Linked DNA regions of Homo sapiens: region 1 is linked to region 2. A link is an interaction called in ENCODE POLR2A ChIA-PET data of the cell type or tissue named here. Cell type or tissue: OCI-LY7. All regions are shown on one strand. Links, peaks and the distances in the headings refer to the core of each region. The heading gives the core; the rest is flanking DNA. Region 1 has its middle 14 kb from the start of ANP32A. Region 2 overlaps CORO2B (coronin 2B).

What was found. ChIA-PET counts read pairs that join two places held together with the same protein. Peaks named below come from ENCODE experiments on the same cell type or tissue, not always from the same donor. Only the 100,000 strongest peaks of a DNase experiment are listed, where the experiment ranks them.
Region 1: POLR2A ChIA-PET joins it to region 2 with 13 read pairs; 3 of 35 experiments call an interaction of 5 or more read pairs at or near these places.

Annotation. Positions count from the first base shown.
Region 1 is chr15:68,833,082-68,835,991 of GRCh38, forward strand. It overlaps the pseudogene LOC390600. Among named protein-coding and RNA genes, the nearest start is that of ANP32A, 14 kb to the left of the region's middle. In OCI-LY7, for the core only: no CTCF peak of the experiment used is centred there; a DNase peak (open chromatin) is centred at 1,120; H3K4me3 peaks cover 1,409 bases; H3K27ac peaks cover 2,415 bases.
Region 2 is chr15:68,632,930-68,635,839 of GRCh38, forward strand. All of the region lies in intron 1 of CORO2B (coronin 2B), which reads left to right. Among named protein-coding and RNA genes, the nearest start is that of CORO2B, 55 kb to the left of the region's middle. In OCI-LY7, for the core only: a CTCF peak has its summit at 2,411; DNase peaks (open chromatin) are centred at 822, 1,352, 1,792 and 2,412; H3K4me3 peaks cover 2,500 bases; H3K27ac peaks cover 2,500 bases.

The DNA.
Region 1 (2,910 bases), core at 94-2,593, 200 kb after region 2:
TACTGTTTATTTAACTTCAAAAACATTTCAACATTCTAAGCAAAAAATAACAAAACAGCAAATTGTGTTTAAGTACAGAAGGTTCTTGAACTTTCATTGATACAGTGGCTCTTCGCTTTGCTGACAATGAAGAGTTCTACAGTTTGTTTAAAAACAAACAGTTGAAAAACTACCCCACTTAATTAAAACAAAACAAAACGAAACAAGAAAACTTCTCATGCCAGCTGATCCCCCATTGTCCACGGCTAAGATGGCAGCAGAATGCTGTCATTATATACAGAAACAAGACAACCTGAAGCTAAATGGATGCCACTGCAGAGTCAACAGGCCCAGCCTCACAGTGCAGGTTCTGAGCTATCGCCCCTCCAAAAGGCATCTTCTCCACAGCCTCGATGCCAAGCAAGGAGCATCCGAGTTCGTCTCGTTTGTTTTGTTCTTTTTACAAATATATATATATATATACACACACACACACACACAATTGATAACTTAGAATTTCTAGCCAATAACCATATAGTTAATACCACCTTACCAAAAAAAAAAAAAAAAAAACAGAAACATCTTTAGATGCCTTGTCACACACCAATAGCAAAGTGCACAGAGGGAGGAGAACACGAGAGTGCCTTTTCATTTTGAAAATGTTTGTGTGGGGTCGACGGCTGAGGAGAAGCTGGGAGCGAGCCCAGGCGGCAGTTTTTAGGTCCATCAGCACTGCACTGCAGGAATGGCAGATTTTGGGATCTCTGCTGGCCAGTTTGTGGCAGTGGTCTGGGATAAGTCATCCCCAGTGCAGGCTCTGAAAGATCTGGTGGATAAGCTTCAAGTGTTAACTGGCAATGAGGGCCGCGTGTCTGTGGAAAACAACCAGCTGTTGCAGTCTGCCCACAAATAATCCAGCTTTGACATTATTTTGTTGGGTTTAGTCCTGGGAAGCACCACTCTACTGAGTGCTGAGATTTTGGCTGAAATTGCCCGGATCCTTCGGCCTAGTGGATGTCTTTTTCTGAAAGAACCAGTAGATCCAGCTGTAGATAACAACAGCAAAGCGAAGACAGCAAGCTGTGTTCAGCCCTGACTGCTTCCGGTCTTGTGGAAGTGAAAGAGCTGCCATGGGAGCCCTTAAGCCCTGAGGAGGTACAGTCTGTTCAAGAACACCTGGGTCATGAAAGTGACAGCCTGCTCTTTGTTCAGATCACAAGCAAAAAAAAAAAAACAAAAAACAACTTTGAAGTGAGTTCTTCTAGTCAGCTTAAGCTTTCCATCACCAAGAAGTCATCTCCTTCAGTGAAGCCTGCTGGGTACCCTGCTGCTGCCAAGCTGTGGACCCTCTCAGCCAATGATATGGAGGATGACAGCATGGATCTCATTGACTCAGAGGAGCTGCTGGATCCAGAAGATTTGAAGAAGCCAGATCCGACTTCCCTGCAGGCTGCTCCTTGTGGGGAAGGGAAAAAGAGGAAGACCTGCCAGAGCTGCACCCGTGGCCTTGCCGAAGAACTGGAAAAAGAGAAGTCAAGGGAGCAGATGAGCTCCCAACCCAAGTCAGCTTGTGGAAACTGCTATCTGGGCAATAGTTTCCACTGTGCCAGCTGCCCCTACCTTGGGATACCAGCCTTCAAACCTGGGGAAAAGGTGCTTCTGAGCAATAGCAGTCTTTACCATGCCTAGGAGGGACCCGACATGGGACACATCTGCTCCTTTGGCCAACTCCTGTTCCTCAAATCCCACCACGGTGCTCCTCCCACCTCCTCTGGATTTCTTCTCTCTGAGATCCATTTGCAAAGTGGGTGCTTAGCAGACAGATTGAAGCTGGCTGGGGGGGGCACAGTGGTGTGTAGTGTATATCAAAAGACCAAGGTATTATGGGGCCCCATTACCCAGAATGGGATGGGTTTCTTCACCTCATGTTAAGAGAAGGGAGTATGTCCTGAAGAAGCCCTTCTCCTCATGTTAAAATGCTGACCAAAACACTCTTGAGCCCAGGCATCCTTGAGCATCAACACTCTGTGACAAAGCTCCAGGCCCTGGCCCCTAGTCTAATCTCAGCAATGCTGCCAGCTACTTGTCTTTCAGAGTTGTTAGTTTACTCCATACTTCGTGACACGGTCAAGTGTCTCATGACCTCAGGGTACCAGAGGAGTCATTCACTGGTTGGCGTGATGATATCCAGTGTCCCTCTGCCCCCTTCTACCCCCAGCCCCATTTTACTGTAGCATTGCATCTGTGTCCTGTTGCCATTTCTGTTAACCTTCAGGTATTAAACTTGCTGCATATCTTGAAAATAAATAAAATAAAAATGTTTGGAAATATGTACAAATTTGATACAGTTTCAGGGTTCTCTGGACACCCATGGCCACTTCATGTAAACCACTGACAATTTCTAGAGCACTTTGAGAGGCTACAATATGATCATGATCAAATTTTATAATTCTCAGATAAAAGATGTGTCAATTATGTCATATGAGGGCTAAATTTAAATAGACACTTGCTGCTAGAACAAGATTCAACATTCAGAAGAATATAATCTAGAGCCCATCCACTGTATTAATCACTATATACAGCATACAAAAAAAAGTCACTGAACATGCAACAAAAAAAGAAAAAGGAAGAAACAACCAATCAGGAGATAAAATAGTAAAAGAAGCAGACCCAGAGATGATTCAGATACAAGAGTTAGTGGACAAGGATTTCAAAATAATGATCATGAGTATGTTTTAAAAAATTGGAAAGATGGATAACATGGATGAAAAAGTACTTTAACCGATCATTTGAATCTATGAATAGGAATCAAATGGACATTTTAGAAATGCAAGTTGAAATGTCTGAAATTAAGAACTATTTGAATGGTTACAGCACCAGGCTAGATTCAAAAATAGTCACAGAAAATATTCAAATGGAACACAGAAGGAA
Region 2 (2,910 bases), core at 277-2,776:
CACCTAGTAAATGCAGAACAGTGCACTAACATTATTTTTAAAATTACAGTGATCCCCTTTACATTCCTCTCTGACCTCTTCTCCATCTCTCTTCCCTCCGCTTATGGCTTCTGCCTCTGCCACCAACTAGTGGTGCAATGTAGCCCACATTTAAACCCTTCAAGGGGAGGAGCTGGTTGGTTTAGCTGTCACCATTGAGTGTGGGTCACTTCTATGGAGCAGAGCTGTGTGCTGGACAGTCATGCAGAATGCTACATGACCACCTAGAATGAGGCGGCCTCCCTTGTGAACTGGGGGAACAGAGGGCATTGTAGGGGAACTGTTGGCCACAGATCCCAGCAAGACTCCTCTTTCCTTGCTGGGTCCTAAATTAACTACTGGATTCTTTTTACAAGGCAGGGAGTGAGAGGTGGAGAACATCATGAGACAGTTATCACGGATGTTTTCAAACAAAAACCCATTGATTTCCTCAGTACCATTAAGTTTAATTTAAAAAAAAAGTTTCTGCTCTAGTTTCTAGACCCTCAGCTGGTGAGGCCCCTTGAATTGTTTCCAAAGTCCAAGAGGAAATGGTTACTCCAACATACACACACACACACACACACACACACACACACTCACTCCTTGGGGACAGCACAGGGTGGACAGTGCAAAGAATTTATCTCCAAGTAAGCTCTGTGCATGAGGCCTGGTATCTATTTCTTTATGGGCAAGTTGATTTACTATCCTTTTTTATACCCAAAATGATTAGCAGCAATATAAAGAACTTCAACTTCTCCTTTCTCACATTTGGGGCACTGAGAGATGGGCTTCCTTTTACTCTAACAGAGATACTACAACGGAGCCGGCAGATCGTCCTTCTCTTCCATGCCATCCCCTGGCTGTAATGTAGATAGATTATCTCTTGGGAAGGGGAAGGCCCATCACCAGTTACCACATTCCCCTGGGGACAGTTTATCAGTCCATCTTTTTCTGCATTGCCAGGTGACAGGGAGCAACGTCTTGGTCTGTGGGCCAGGGGCCAGGCCAGGCACTCTGAACACGGGATCCCGGTTATCCTGAGAGTCGGTCAGGGCATGTCACAGGCAGGGAGCCTCGGCAGTGGCAGCTATGCCTGGCATCTCCCCGGCTCAGCCTTTGGCCTGGACTATGAAACAGCCTTTTAAAAAAGTTGCTCAGCCTCACCTACCAAGAAGCCGGAGGCCATGAAGGAGGGGGTGAGGAGTAGGACCTGCTGTGGACAGAGAATAGGGCTGAAAACCAGAAGTCCTGGGTTTAACTCCACCAGCCCTTATTGAGCACTTGGTGTTTGCATGATCTTGTGCATGACAGTCTAGAAATGCAGAAGAAAGCCCTCGAGGGATGCATTAGGCCCAGCTCTTTTACTCACTCGCTGGCCGGCAGGGTGGTTGTCAGGGGCAAACCCAAAGCACTTTTGAAGGTGCAGATTGACTGATAAAATAATCTTTGTTGAGCAGTCACAGTTAGCAAAGCATGTTCACACACAGTATTATTTCACTGGATCCTCATAACTATCCTAGGAAAAATATGAATTATATCCATTTTTCTGATGGAGGAACTGGGAGGTAAAGGGACAGATGCAAAGTCACAGAGCTGAAGTTTCAGAGGGCCCAGTGCTCCTTGCAATGCCACTCAGGGACCAAAGTCTGGTTCCGGGACCAATAGCTTCAGCATCACCTGGCAACGTGTTAGGGATGCAGATTCTCGGGCCCCACCCTCGACTTCCTGAATCAGAAACTGTGGGCCTCAGCAATCTATGTTTTCACAAGCCCACCGGGTAATTGTGATGCACCTGCAAGTTTGAGAAGCACTGAGCTGGAGAGTGATACCCAACTGAATCATCTATGTGAACCACCTGGACCACCACCGTGTTCAACCATAGATTCTCATTTGAGTCAAGGGTGGGGCCTGGGATTCTCCATTTCTAACCAGCTCCCAGGTAATGCCAGTGCTATTGGTCCACAGGCAGTCCATTGAACAGCAAAGATCCCAAACAGGAAGCACCTGGTGGGCTTGGTTAAAATGCACATTTCCTAGCTCATTCCCACAGTGTGTGATTCTGCAGGCTGGAAGTGGGGCCCGGGAGCCTGCATTTCCACAAACACTTCAGGTGATTCTGAGGCAGATGACCTGGGGCTCGCACTCCAAGGATCTGTTCCCCAGAGCTCGAGCTTGCAGACCATCCACCCTGGCCTCATTTTCAAAGGTTTTCCACCTTCACTCCTCTCCCCACTGGTCTTGAACCACCCATTTGATCCCCTGCCAGACTTTGGGCTAAGGGGGTGCAAGTTGGAGGCCATCTCTGAGCCAGCAGGGCCCTCAGTTCCTCAAAATAGGTCAGGAGTCTGGCACAGACCAGCCTCAGTGGCTGCAAATAGAAACCATCTGTTGGGCCTGTGTTTTGAGCTCCACCGCCCCTCTCTGCCTGGCCAGAGAAACACAGAACTCAGAAGCCCAGTGGAGCATGGATGCTTCCCTGAGTGGGTGCTATTCTGCCACCGCCTGCCCAGACAGACTCCCATGGGATCTGCCTGCAGGGGAGGGGTGGCAGCACCAGATTCTACCACCCCCAGGGCAGGAAGCTTGCAGTGTGGACCGGTCATCCAGAGACAAGTCACTCCTCCTCTCTGGGTCTATGAAATGAGAGGCTGGATTTAGTGGACCTGTGAGTCCCTTTCTGCTCTGACAGGATACGGTTCCTTGAAAGCCTTTTTGTGTCAGGACCACATGGAGGAAAAGTTGGGCCCAGAGGAGGCAGACATTTCATTTTCCTGGCTCTCTGTGCAGAGTGAATATTGTGGGATCTGGTCCTGCAAATAGGGGGATGGACAAGGTTTGTGATCTGGAGCTCCAACGGGACTCTTGTAGGCCTTGAGGCAAAGAGTTGGG